Linked DNA regions of Mus musculus: all the other regions are linked to region 1. A link is a contact called in ENCODE Hi-C or POLR2A ChIA-PET data. All regions are on one chromosome and are shown on one strand. The core of a region is the stretch at or near the end of the contact, and the rest is flanking DNA. Distances in the headings are between cores, read along the strand shown. Region 1 holds the start of Cdipt (CDP-diacylglycerol--inositol 3-phosphatidyltransferase (phosphatidylinositol synthase)). Region 2 holds the start of Kif22 (kinesin family member 22). Region 3 holds the start of Tmem219 (transmembrane protein 219).

Region 1 (3,985 bases), core at 194-2,693:
CAATAAACAGTGCTTCGTCTGTAAGTTCTGTGCTGATTCGGGTCAGGAATTCTTCAGAGCAGGATAATTTCTGAAAAGGAAGTTAGAATTCAGTCTGCAAATTCCCATTGGTCTGGTGTCTTCCAGGCTGCAGGCTCTGGCTTGGGAAACTGGTATTAGAAGGCCCTAGACCTGGAAAGCTGTCTGTGGGGCCTTAGGGTTAAGGCTCAAGGCTAAGGCTCAAGGCTCATGGCTCAGACAGGGCTCCCTGCCTGGCTCTTCCCATCTCCTTCACTTTTCCATTGTCGTTTACCTGCCCTCCACCTAAGGAGGCGGCAGCTTGAGATGACCTGATGTCCTTTTTGTCCCCACTCCTGGCAGATGTGGATGCCATCCTCCTGGAAACGAAGTTTTTGTTAGACTGAGAAGCCAACCCACACCCCCTCAGATTCCGCCTCACTCCACTCCCGGGGCCCCAGATTTATTTAGTCCATAACTATAGCTCAAACATCCTACTGACTCAGTTCTGTCCTTGAAAAAATTGGTTGTTTTGCCTACTAAGTTGAAGGGAGGGGCTCTCAGAACAACTCCCTTCCCTATTCCCTCCAGAGCCCTTCTTCCTCCTTTTCTGCCAAGGCACTTCCTTAGGCAAGACAGCCAACATGCAGTCCCCGACCCGGCTAATTGGTTGAAATCTTAGGGTACTCGGCAGGAGGGGGGACGGAAAGTTCTAAGGGGACCCTATGATGGGCCTCAGGGGATTGGGAGTCCGGGAAAGAAGGTTGGGAAGAGGGAGAGCCAGGGAAGTGCTGCTCCGGATTGCTATAAAGACCTAAATGTTTACGGAAGTTCTATGGTTCCGTTGCTAGGAGACTAGAGGTTCTAGAACTAAGGACAATGTCCTAGTGTGCCATACTGGCTCTCCTGATTCCTTCTTGGAGGCGGTGACCCCAGAGTTATATCAAGGCATTTAGGAGATGGAAAGGCGTTAGGGTGGAACTTGGGCTCTAATCCTCCCACCACCAGGGCGGCGCTAGAAGCAAGCGGCAGGCATGCTCGGAGCCTCTCTAGCCACCTCTTCCCAGCCTGGGTCCCGGAGAGCGACGAGGATCGCAAGCGTCGCGGGCGGGGAAGCGATGTGGGCTGTACTAAGTCACCCAATCTCTTGGGGAGGCGCAGACTCGGGACGGAGTAATCTCTACGCCTTACGGTTGCCTCCAGGAGTTTACGCCCTCTGTGAAATGCAAAATGCAGATTCCCTCTCAGGTCTCTTCTGCTGCTCCCTTTCCAGTTTCTTCCTTTGCGGCTGGCTCTCGAGTCTCTCCCCTCCCCTGTGCGTTGGTACGAGCCGAAGCCTAGGGGCCCCGGCAGGAAAAGGAAGCAGGCCGGCCTTAAAGGGACCTCAGCCATTATTTATTTAATTAATTTATTTATATTTAAAAGCCGCTCTCTCCTTCTTCCGATGTTCTTAACGTCCCGGACAGAAGAGTAGGCTCCAGAAGCCAGGCGCAGCGGAGCTGCGGAGCCCGCTGCTGGAGACGTCAGCTCCTGCCCATCGGAAGGCCAGGTGTGCGTGAGCTGTGCCCAGGGGTGTCCCGCACCCCGGCGCCCTGCGGGCTCTAACAGCTGGGATTGCCCGGGGGAACTGGGCCCAGGGCTCAGGTGGAGCGGCTGATGCCCGGAGCTGAAAGGTGAGACCACGCTGGTAAGGCTGGTACCAAGACCTTGCCCCTCCAGACCTGGGCCGAGACGACAAGGGGAGCCGCCAAGATGCCAGAGGAAAATATCTTCCTGTTCGTGCCTAACCTTATCGGTGAGTGCTGCCTGCGGCCCCAAAACCAGCGGGGTGGGGGTGGGGAGGGGCGCGAGAAACCCTAAGCTGGCTCCCCAATCACACCCTGTACCTCTCCCATCCCATCCCAAGGTTATGCCCGGATTGTCTTCGCCATCATTTCCTTCTACTTTATGCCCTGCTGCCCCTTCACGGCCTCCTCCTTCTATCTACTCAGCGGACTCCTAGACGCTTTCGATGGACACGCAGCTCGAGCCCTTAATCAAGGTGACAGAACTTTACCACCACCAGCACTAACTGGGGTCCCAACATCCTCTGTCCTTTCCCTGCTTTCTCAGAACCTCGTTGAGAGCTGCCTAGGATATAAGCTTGCTCTTGATGATTGATCTCTGTTTGGGATGGGTGTGGAAGACCTAGACCCTGCATAGCTGTGAGCATGGAATTCCATTCGGGTGTGGCATAATGGCTCATGCTTGTAATGCCAGCACTGATAAGGTAGGTAGATTGCTCCAAGTCAGAAGTCATATTGAGTACCACGTGAGCCAGGACTACACAGTAAAATCCTGCAAAAATAAGTGATTGGGGCTGAAGGCTAAGTTTGTTCTCAGAGGTTAAGACTGCTTACTGCTGCCTGGCGGTGGTGGCGCACGCCTTTAATCCCAGCACTTGGGAGGCAGAGGCAGGCAGATTTCTGAGTTTGAGGCCAGCCTGGTCTACAAAGTGAGTTCCAGGACAGCCAGGGCTATACAGAGAAACCCTGTCTCAAAAACAAACAAACAAAGCAAACAAAACAAACAACAACAACAAAACCGAAAGAATGCTTACTGTTCTTCTAGAGGACCTAGATTTGATTCCCAGAACCAACATGATGGCTTACAACCACCAGTTCCAAGGAATCAATGTCCTCTTCAGGCTATATATATATATGTGTGTGTGTGTGTGTGTGTATATATATATATATACGCTGATAGACACTGAGACCATAGAAGATAAATAAACTTTTAAAAATGTAAGTAAATAACAAAGTTCCATTCAACAGGTGTTTACTAGGTAGTTGCTAGGCACAAACATTCGGGATTCTGGAAGAGAGGTTGGTGCCCGGTGGGAGGAAAGCAGATGATGTTTGGAGCTCTGACTTAATTTTGTAATCGAGTTCCCCAGACCCACTTCTAAAATTGCCTCTGAGACTTTGGGTCTGCTTGCCTTTCTTTGGGGCCTGGTTTTGGGTTAGAGGAGTTGAAGATAGAGTTTCCCCATTCCAATACCTCTTTCTTGCCATAGCCCCATGCCTTCTCATTTCTTGTCCTCATAACCCATGCCCTTCTGGCCTCACCATCTTTCCTTCTCTGGCAGTAGATGGTAGGCACTTTCAAACTCCTTTTATTGTCAGCCTGGAGTGATAGGCCAGAGCGGGTACCTGTCACAGGTCCACTATGCCAAACAGTCCCTTTCCACTTAGTAGTCATCATTTTTCAGGAACCCGGTTTGGGGCCATGCTCGACATGCTGACGGACCGTTGCGCCACCATGTGTCTCTTGGTCAACCTGGCCCTGCTCTACCCACGAGCCACCCTTCTCTTCCAGCTCAGCATGAGCTTGGACGTGGCCAGTCACTGGCTGCATCTGCACAGGTTTGTTTGCTTTGATTGATGCTTGGGGTGCTGGTGAGTGGAAGGCATTACAGTGGGGCGGGGACTGGGATGGCTTCAGGCTTGTGGGTGGTTTCTTTTTCCTCTCTCCTTGAGACAGTAGACCAAGGCTTGCTTAGAATTTAGTATGTGCTCATGTAGGCCTCAAATTCATGACAGTCTTCCTACGTCAGCCTCCTGACTCCTGAAGTTATAGGCATATCCCTGCATGCCGCTGTCCTTAAGCCCCTGGGTAATCCCTGTGTCTCTGAGTGGGCTTGTCATTTTTATAGGTGGTGTGAGCAATTTCTAGCATGGGCCTGGCTGAATAATTTAGGGTTCCAAATGGGGGAAGACGTATGGGTGCTTTGTATAGGGCATTCAGTCCTGGCTCTGCCTCACCTAGGGAACTGTATGATTTTGCACAAGATATAATTTTCAGCTTCACACCAGTTCCTCCGCTCAGTGAACGCTCATGAAGTCCCATGCTTTTCTCCCCAAGTTCTGTGGTGCGAGGCAGTGAGAGTCACAAGATGATCGACCTGTCTGGGAACCCTGTGCTTCGGATCTACTATACCTCTAGGGTA
Region 2 (3,963 bases), core at 744-3,243, 66 kb after region 1:
GAGCTCCCAATCCTCCTACCTTGGCCTTTTGCGTGTGAGGATCACACCAGTGGTAGGTTTTAATTCTTCTTCTGTTTGTGCACACCCACACCTATGTGCGAATGCACATGGGCATGGAGGCCAAAGATCAAACCCTAGTGTTCCTCAACATGGGATGAAACTCAGTCCTCAGGCTTCCGGGACAAGGACTTTACCGCTGAGCGGTGCTCCCAGCTTGCTCCTCTCTACTAGGAAGAGACAACCATTCACCACAATCTTCCTGGCCTCTTTTATTGCTAAGCAACGCTTGCTCTTTTTGATATTTTCAAGGTTGAGTAAAAGTCCACCCAACCTCTGAACCCACTTTAACTACCATTTTCACTATCTTTTTATGTACGTGTTTTGCCTGCCTGCATGGAGATCCAGGAGGCAATCAGTCTCTCGGTCTGAATCCTATCTGACTAATGGAATTCAAAATTCGGCACGAAAGTATGTGCACCATGTCCAAGCCTGGTGAACGGGACCGTTACTGGAATTACAGAGCACTAAACCCAGCTCCTCTCTCAGTCCTAACTATCATTTCTCTCTCTTCCCTTCTCTTATTTTGGTTTTTCCAGACAGGGTTTCTCTGTGTAGCCCTGGCTGTCCTGGAACCCACTCTGTAGACCAGGCTGGCCTTGAACTGAGATCCACCTGCCTCTGCCTCTTGAGTTCTGGGATTAAAGGTGTGCGCCACCACTCAGCTTCCAATTACCATTTCTTAATAAAGATTTCTCAAAATACCCAAAGGTTTGTTTCAGATTCTACACTACAAGTTTATGCTTTTCTACCAATGTATTTCCTCATACTACATTTGTTTATGGGACTATTTGAAAATGATTGTAATTTCTTGGAAAGGGCTAACAGTCTTTCAGCACTTTAACGTTTACTACATACCAAGCACCCTGGGTCTCAGAGTCTGTATTCGGACATAACTGTCAAGGGCAGAGGCATTACAGTGTAACTACCTGAGTGTGAATTTAGATTCCCAATATTTACTAGTTGTGCTATCTTGAAGAAGCTATCTACCCCATTTATGCCTGCTTCCTCTTGTCAAAACACAAGTACAGGGGGCTGGTGAGCCTTAGAAATTGAGTGCCTATTAGTTTTCTAGAGGTTCTGAGTTTGGTTCCCAGGGTCCACATCTGGTGGCTCACAGCTGCCAGTAACTCCAGCTTTAGAGGGTCCAACACTTCTGGCTTCTGCGGAGATCCACACATAGGTGGCACACATTGATAAAATTAAAGCTTTTTGTTAAAGACAGGGCATTAACAGTCATGACCTCAGAGCTCTGTACAACATTAAACGGTTCATCACAAAATGCTTGCAGCACTGCCTGGCTGAGGCGTTCTCCTAAAGGTCTGCCTCCCCCAAAGCCAAACAAACAGGCCAGATTTCGGCCTATAGAAAGAGGAAAGACACGCATACGCAAATCGTCTTAGGAAAGATTTGGAATCTCCTGGCAGCCAGCCTTTTCACCAGGAAAACAGCATCCGGTTCCAAGGCTGGAGGGAAAGGATTTTCCTTTGCCGTGTGATCTCACACAGCCTTCAGTCGGAGTGGGATCTCTGAACAGACAGACAGACAGACAGACAGATAAAGAGGCTCTTCGCTGCTCAGTCTTTACAGACGGGTGGCTGCCCGGCTTTACAGATGACACAAATTGAAGCGCACACATTAGCGCTCAGGCTCTAGACAGGAGCTGGAGCCTCGGCAGGGTCTCAACCCCCTCTACACCGCCGAAGGCAGCGAATAGAGGACAGGGTGCGGTGGCGCCCACCTCCACGCCCGCCAGCCAGCGTCCCCTCGCCCTTCCGCCCCGCGCCGGCTGGATTTTCCGGGACCACTGCTACTCTGTAAGTCTCACGCAGTGGTGCTCCCTCCTCCCGGCCCGCGTACCTGAGGTGGCCGACGCCATCTCCCGTCGCTGCGGACACGTCTTAGCCCTTAAGCTCATAGCCTTCCCTTCTTCGGCCCGCTTCTCTCTTTTGAATTACCGGGGCCCCGCCTCCCTCTCAGATTCGACCAATCGCAGCTACGTGCCGCCGGAAGTTTCGGTTCTAATTTACCGTAATTCCGCCGTCTCGGGCTCACTTCCGGTCTCGAAAGCAAAATATTCCCAGGGATAGGGCCCTGGAGTCTGTCACTAAATGGTCAGTAACTGAGGTCCCTGCACTTTCAGGCTTTTGAATTGCCAGGTTGGAATTGGCTAAATGCAGACTTTCGCCCGACTTTTCCTTCTCAGCTTTTCTTCTGAAAGCACTTGATTGATTCTATATTCAAAGTTCCCAGCTCTGAATACAATTTTTGCCTTTTGGAGCGGACAGAATCTCTTTGTAGCCCTGGCTGTCCTGGTGTGAGAAGGCAAAAAGTTCCTCTTTGAACTTGACTCCCCCACCACCACCCCTTTTTTTTTTCTTACTGTGGGAAAGTTCCCAGCCCTGTTTTAGAATCTTGGGACAAAATGCCCCCAGCTAATTGCATGCGTTTGGCTTCTGTTAAACTGCTTGCTTTCCTTTGCCCTGCAACTGCCAAACAGGATGTAGTTTTTGTGTGCTCTTTACCTTTAAAAGCTTCTGTAAAATGCAGTTGAGACTGCTTTGTGAGGAGTTTCTTTCCAGGAATTTTCTAGCGACTTAATACAGATTGTCAAACCAGACTTTGGTGGTCTTTGGGTCTCTAACTAGCAACATTGTAACTCACTATGTAGACCAGGCTGGGTTTAAACTAACAAAGACCTGCGCTCTTCTGCCCTGGAAGCTGCAACACTTTGCCATCTAACCATGAAGGACCACAGTGAGACAGATTATCTTTAGGTAGCCCTGGCTGTCCCAGAATGGTGTAGACTAAACTGGACTCAAACTCACAGAGACCTGTCTGTCTTTGCCTTCCTGGTGCTGGGACTAAAGACAGGAATCAAAGTTGTGTGTCACTACACCCAGCTAAATTCAAAGATATTGACTAGCACAATTTACAGGTCTAGAATGAGACGGCATTTCACACAATCAAGAACTGATTGGTCACAGTCTAGTGACTTAAGGTTAACTTCATTACCATGGAAATGGAAACTGGACTGTTTGACATTTTGGTTATTACTTCTAAATTCTTTTTTTTTTTTTTTCCTTTCTTTTTCTTCTTCGAGACAGGATTTCCTCTGTATAGCCCTGGCTGTCCTGAAACTCACTCTGTAGACCAGGCTGACCTTGAACTCAGAAATCTGCCTGCTTCTGCTTCCAAAATGCTGGGATTAAAGGTGTGCACCACCACTGCCCGTCTTACTTCTGAATTCTTAAAAGCAAACTTTCAGTTTGATATGTAAAAACTTTGCACCACTCTGAATGTTTTGTTGTTGCTGTTATTTATTTATTTAGAGATGGGGGTCTCTCTAAGTGGCCCTGGTTGTCCTCGAACTTACTATGTAGACTAGGCTAACCTTGAAATTTATTGAAGGCAAAGCACACAAAAATGTGTGTAGACTCATCAGATGGGGAGGGGGGCCCAGATTTGGTGTCCTCAAGAACTGACCTTTTGTCTGGCATTCTAGACTCAAACATACGCTCCAAATATTTTCTCATTTCCCAGTCAATCTGTATCAACTACAGCTTAGCTTCAGCTTTCTGAAATTCCCAGGCACTCTGTCTCAATTAATGATGTCCTGGTAGCTAAGCATTAAGCATTGGCAGTAAGCGCTCCATTCAATGTCCTTACCTGTTCTGTGCATCACTCCTCATTTCCATTGCTTCCTAAAGCTTCCTCTCTCCTCTGACTGCTGCCAGACAGCAAGTGCTGGCATCCCAAGGCCCACTCAGCCTTCTTTTTACTTTACATATACAGAGTTCCCCATCACTGGAACGCCATTATTTAGACACTAATAATTTGTTTATCTATCCTAGCTTTAGTCCTAAATCCAACCGTTTGTAACGACGCGCATGAACTTGGAGATTA
Region 3 (3,732 bases), core at 864-3,363, 78 kb before region 1:
GCTAAGAGCACTGACTGCTCTTCCAAAAGTTCAAATCCCATCAATCACATGATGGCTCACAACCATCTGTAATGAGATCTGATGCCTTCTTCTGGGGTGTCTGAAGATGGCTACAGTGTACTTACATATAATAAATAAATCTAAAAAAATAGACCAAAAGTAACTTAGTTGTATACTTTAAATGAGTGATATACATTTTGGAGGTGGTTTCAGATCTTGACATGTAGTCCGGGATGACCTGGAACTCACTCTATAACCCAGGAAGGCTGGCATGCTTGCACTCTCTCTTCGTATCTATCTAACTTTCTATGCCTAATGGGGCAGGGCCTTGCTTTTAAACCTGAGGCCTCTTGGTATATTTTAGGACAGAGTTGAAGAAACTTGGAACCAGAACAGCAAAGCCAAAACACAGAACCTATATTGCGGACAGCATTCATTGTAAGTATCTCATCCTATCTAACCTGTGTCATAGCAAAAGTCACTAAGGTGTACGGATGTGTCCAAGTTAGCAGTCTGGTGAAGTCAGAAGTCAAGCCCAACCCTAAATGTCGTGACATTGGACCGCCATTTTCCCCAGGTCTCACCTGTCAATCCTATCTGACTACCATGGATCTTGGCTTGGAATGTTTGGGTTTTGTTTCTGTCTGGACCATCTCCGAAGTTCAAAGTGGTCAGTAAGCCGACGACGTGAGGCCCTTGCCACGTCCCTGTGACTGTCTCATTCATGGGGCACAGACTTAGCTGGCCAAAAGATCTCAAGAAGGAAACCCAATCCTGCGTGCAAAAAGGAGAGTGACAGAGAGGTGAGAAGAGCAGCAGGGGCGGGTATATACCACAAGGGTGAGCACCCCGGGTACTTACCTGGGGAATGTCAGGGCTACGGAGGCCAGTTGTGTGGGTGAGGAGGAAGCCACCAAGGCCCAGGCCAGAAAGGCCAAGGAGCAGCAGGATCAAAGTGGCACAGACCAAAGGTGGGTGATGAGCCAGACAGAGATGCAAGTTGTGCCCTGCCTGGCAGCTGCCCATGGGGAGCAGAGGGGTCTGGGCCTCCGTGGGGTGCCTGCTGGAGGACAGTAAGGGAGAACTAGACAAGAGCCTGCTGGTCAGAAGGCACTCACCCATGCTATACAAAGATAACCTAAGGTTAGAAGACAATGAATTTGCTCAAGGCCACGCAGAAAGTGACAGAGCCAGGACCAAAATCCAAGATTCTGAACTCCAAAAGTTCACCTCCTTACAGCACTTAAAAAAAAAAAAAGCTTTCTTTCGTTTCTGAAATATCCAAAGGAGAAGCAGGGAAGAGCATTCTGTACTAGCAAAAGAGATGTGAAACGAATTCTCAGCTGGAGAAAGAGGAAGCAGTTGATCTGGGGTGAGGCTTTGGCAGCCAAGTCACAATCCAGACCGGAAGTGTCTGGGTTCAGTTTCCAGTTTGGAGTTAAGCTAACTAGCCAGGTAGGAATGGACGGCGCTCACACATGCAACCAAGCCAGTTGGTTGTCTGTGAGGTTAGGATGTCCTGAAAGGGAGTTCTAAGAGCACCAAGTAATGAGGATTCGACTGGGCAGCTGTTTGCTCAGTACTTGGCCATGCAGGAATTCAACAGACGTCCATCTCCTTTCTTTCTATTGGTGTCATACTGATCCTTAAGGCCAGAAGCCAGTAGAATACTGAAGCTCAGGGACTCAGAAGTGGTAGGGCTACGGTCTAAAATCCATCTCCAATTTCCGAGTACCCTATTCCAGGCAAGAAGCGATAGACTGATGAAAATAAGCATCTGGAAGGCAGGAGATCATTATAAGGTGTGAGGGGGACAGCGTGGGAAAGTGTGGAAGCCACTGGGAAACACAGGTGTCACATATGCTCGGCCCCGGCGTGGCTCCACGTCCCGGCATTTCTGCAAGGGGGAGGGGAGGAGGAGGGAGGGCAGAGCCTGAGGGGCAGTAGCGGCTGGTGCATCTGGACCTCCCGTCCTCCCCAAAGCCCCTCCAGAAGGATCTCGACACCCGCATCCCTTCCCGATCAAGCGGCGTCAGATCCGTTCGCCACTAGCTCTCACCGCTTGCAGCCCAGCAGAGGCCGGCGCCCCGTGACGTCATGGGTGGCTTGGCGGAGAGGCGGGGCCTTGCTCGCGCGTGCACGCTCCGGCCCCGCCCCAGTCCATTCAGACGCGCATGCGCGGTGACCACGGTTGGAAAGGTTGCTGGCTACTCCCTGGCCTAGTTCCGGCCGAACCAAAAGAAAAGTCACCCAATGGGCCAAGTGGAGGGAGTAACTTGGGAGTAGGTGATAAAACTAGCAACAGCCGAGGGAGGCCGTGCTAGCCGTTTTGGACATCTCAGGGTCTCCCTCCTGAGAGAGCACAGGAGGGTCAGAACCTCACCCAGGCTTCTGGGAAGGACTTGGGGGTCCTCTGGGATGGATGGGACTTTACTCTTCCCCTCTGTGTGTAGTGTATAGGTTTTGCTCTTCTCTGCCCTCTCAAATACTTACGGTCTACACACCTTGCCCTTGGACTTTGGCTCTTTTCTTGAGAGGTCCCTAAGTGCCCAGGACCCTAGAGTTGCAAGGCTGTTCAAAGGGGAACATCTCGTCTCACTCTGTTAGCCTTTTAGAGGGAATATCATCTTACCTGAAACAACATAAGGCACGGAGCCAGGAACTCGGGCTCATCCTCACTCTGGTGATGCAGTCCTGTAACCCCAGCAGTTAGGAGGTGGAGGCCTGAGCATCAGGAGTTCGAAGCCAGCCTGGGATCCCTCCAAAACCAAACAACAACAAAATGAATAAATCTAATTCTGCAAAAGCCATAATAACCCTGTTGTCCTGGGGATAAAACTGTCCCCTTTACAGAAGAACATTTGTTTTGGTTTAGGGTAGGGCAGGGTCTTACTGTGCAGATGACATGGAACTCACTTATGTAGACCAAAGTGTCTTTGAACACAGAGATCCACCAGCCTCTGCCTCCTGTGTGCTGGGATTAATAGTGTGGAACATGGTTCTCTAAAGAAAAACATTTGTACCTCCGGTTTTAGTTCATAACAGTTCTCAAAAAATGTAAATAAAGCAAAAAAAAAAAAGCAAAATGAGGTATCATTCATATCTGTTAGTGTAGCTACCAACAAGAGATCAGAAACTAGCGAGTGTTGGTAAATATGTGGACAAATTGAAACTTCAGCTGAACATTGTTGGTAGGAACATACACTGGTACCGTTATGGGGAAGAATTTGACTTTTCCAAAAAAGGAAAATCAACAGAAATAGTATTGCCATGTGGTTATAATTCTACTTCTGGATATAAAATTGCTGCCCAAATTTGAAACAATGTCTCTGTGAGACTTTGTATACCCATTGTACTGGCTGGTTTTGTGTCAACTTGACACAGACTGGAGTTATCACAGAGAAAGGAGCTTCAGTCTCCATGAGATCCAACTGTAAGGCATTTTCTCAATTAGTGATCAAGGGCGAAAGGCCCCTTGATCAAGGGTGCTATCCCTGGGCTGGTAGTCTTGAATTCTATAAGAAAGCAGGCTGAGCAAGCCAGGGGAAGCAAGCCAGTAAAGAACATCCCTCCGTGGCCTCTGCATCAGCTCCTGCTTCTTGACCTGCTTGAGTTCCAGTCCTAACTTCCTTTGGTGATGAACAGCAATGTGGAAGTGTAAGCAGAATAAACCCTTTCCTCCCCAAGTGCTTCTTGGTCATGATGTTTGTGCAGGAACAGAACCCTGACTAT

The links. Hi-C counts contacts between places; a loop is a spot of excess contacts on that map. ChIA-PET counts read pairs that join two places held with the same protein, here RNA polymerase II (POLR2A).
Region 2: POLR2A ChIA-PET joins it to region 1 with 10 read pairs in Patski. The contact joins the promoter of Kif22 here to the promoter of Cdipt in region 1. A Hi-C loop is called at or near these places in 1 of 37 maps with a recorded cell type or tissue (T-helper 17 cell). POLR2A ChIA-PET finds 5 or more read pairs at or near these places in 2 of 5 experiments (Patski and embryonic stem cell).
Region 3: POLR2A ChIA-PET joins it to region 1 with 16 read pairs in Patski. The contact joins the promoter of Tmem219 here to the promoter of Cdipt in region 1. POLR2A ChIA-PET finds 5 or more read pairs at or near these places in 2 of 5 experiments (Patski and embryonic stem cell).

The regions. Positions count from the first base shown.
Region 1 is chr7:126,975,015-126,978,999 of GRCm38, forward strand. It overlaps Cdipt (CDP-diacylglycerol--inositol 3-phosphatidyltransferase (phosphatidylinositol synthase)), which reads left to right and starts at 1,444. Exons shown (of 6, transcript NM_026638.4): 1 at 1,444-1,792; 2 at 1,904-2,038; 3 at 3,248-3,401; 4 at 3,901-3,982. The coding sequence starts at 1,750. It overlaps Cdiptos (CDIP transferase, opposite strand), which reads right to left and starts at 832. Exons shown (of 6, transcript NM_001362232.1): 1 at 812-832; 2 at 293-377; 3 at 1-70. The coding sequence starts at 373.
Region 2 is chr7:127,040,427-127,044,389 of GRCm38, forward strand. It overlaps Kif22 (kinesin family member 22), which reads right to left and starts at 1,994. Exons shown (of 14, transcript NM_145588.1): 1 at 1,918-1,994. The coding sequence starts at 1,975.
Region 3 is chr7:126,896,165-126,899,896 of GRCm38, forward strand. Tmem219 (transmembrane protein 219) reads right to left here and starts at 2,114. Exons shown (of 6, transcript NM_026827.1): 1 at 2,060-2,114; 2 at 862-1,063; 3 at 585-774. The coding sequence starts at 1,026.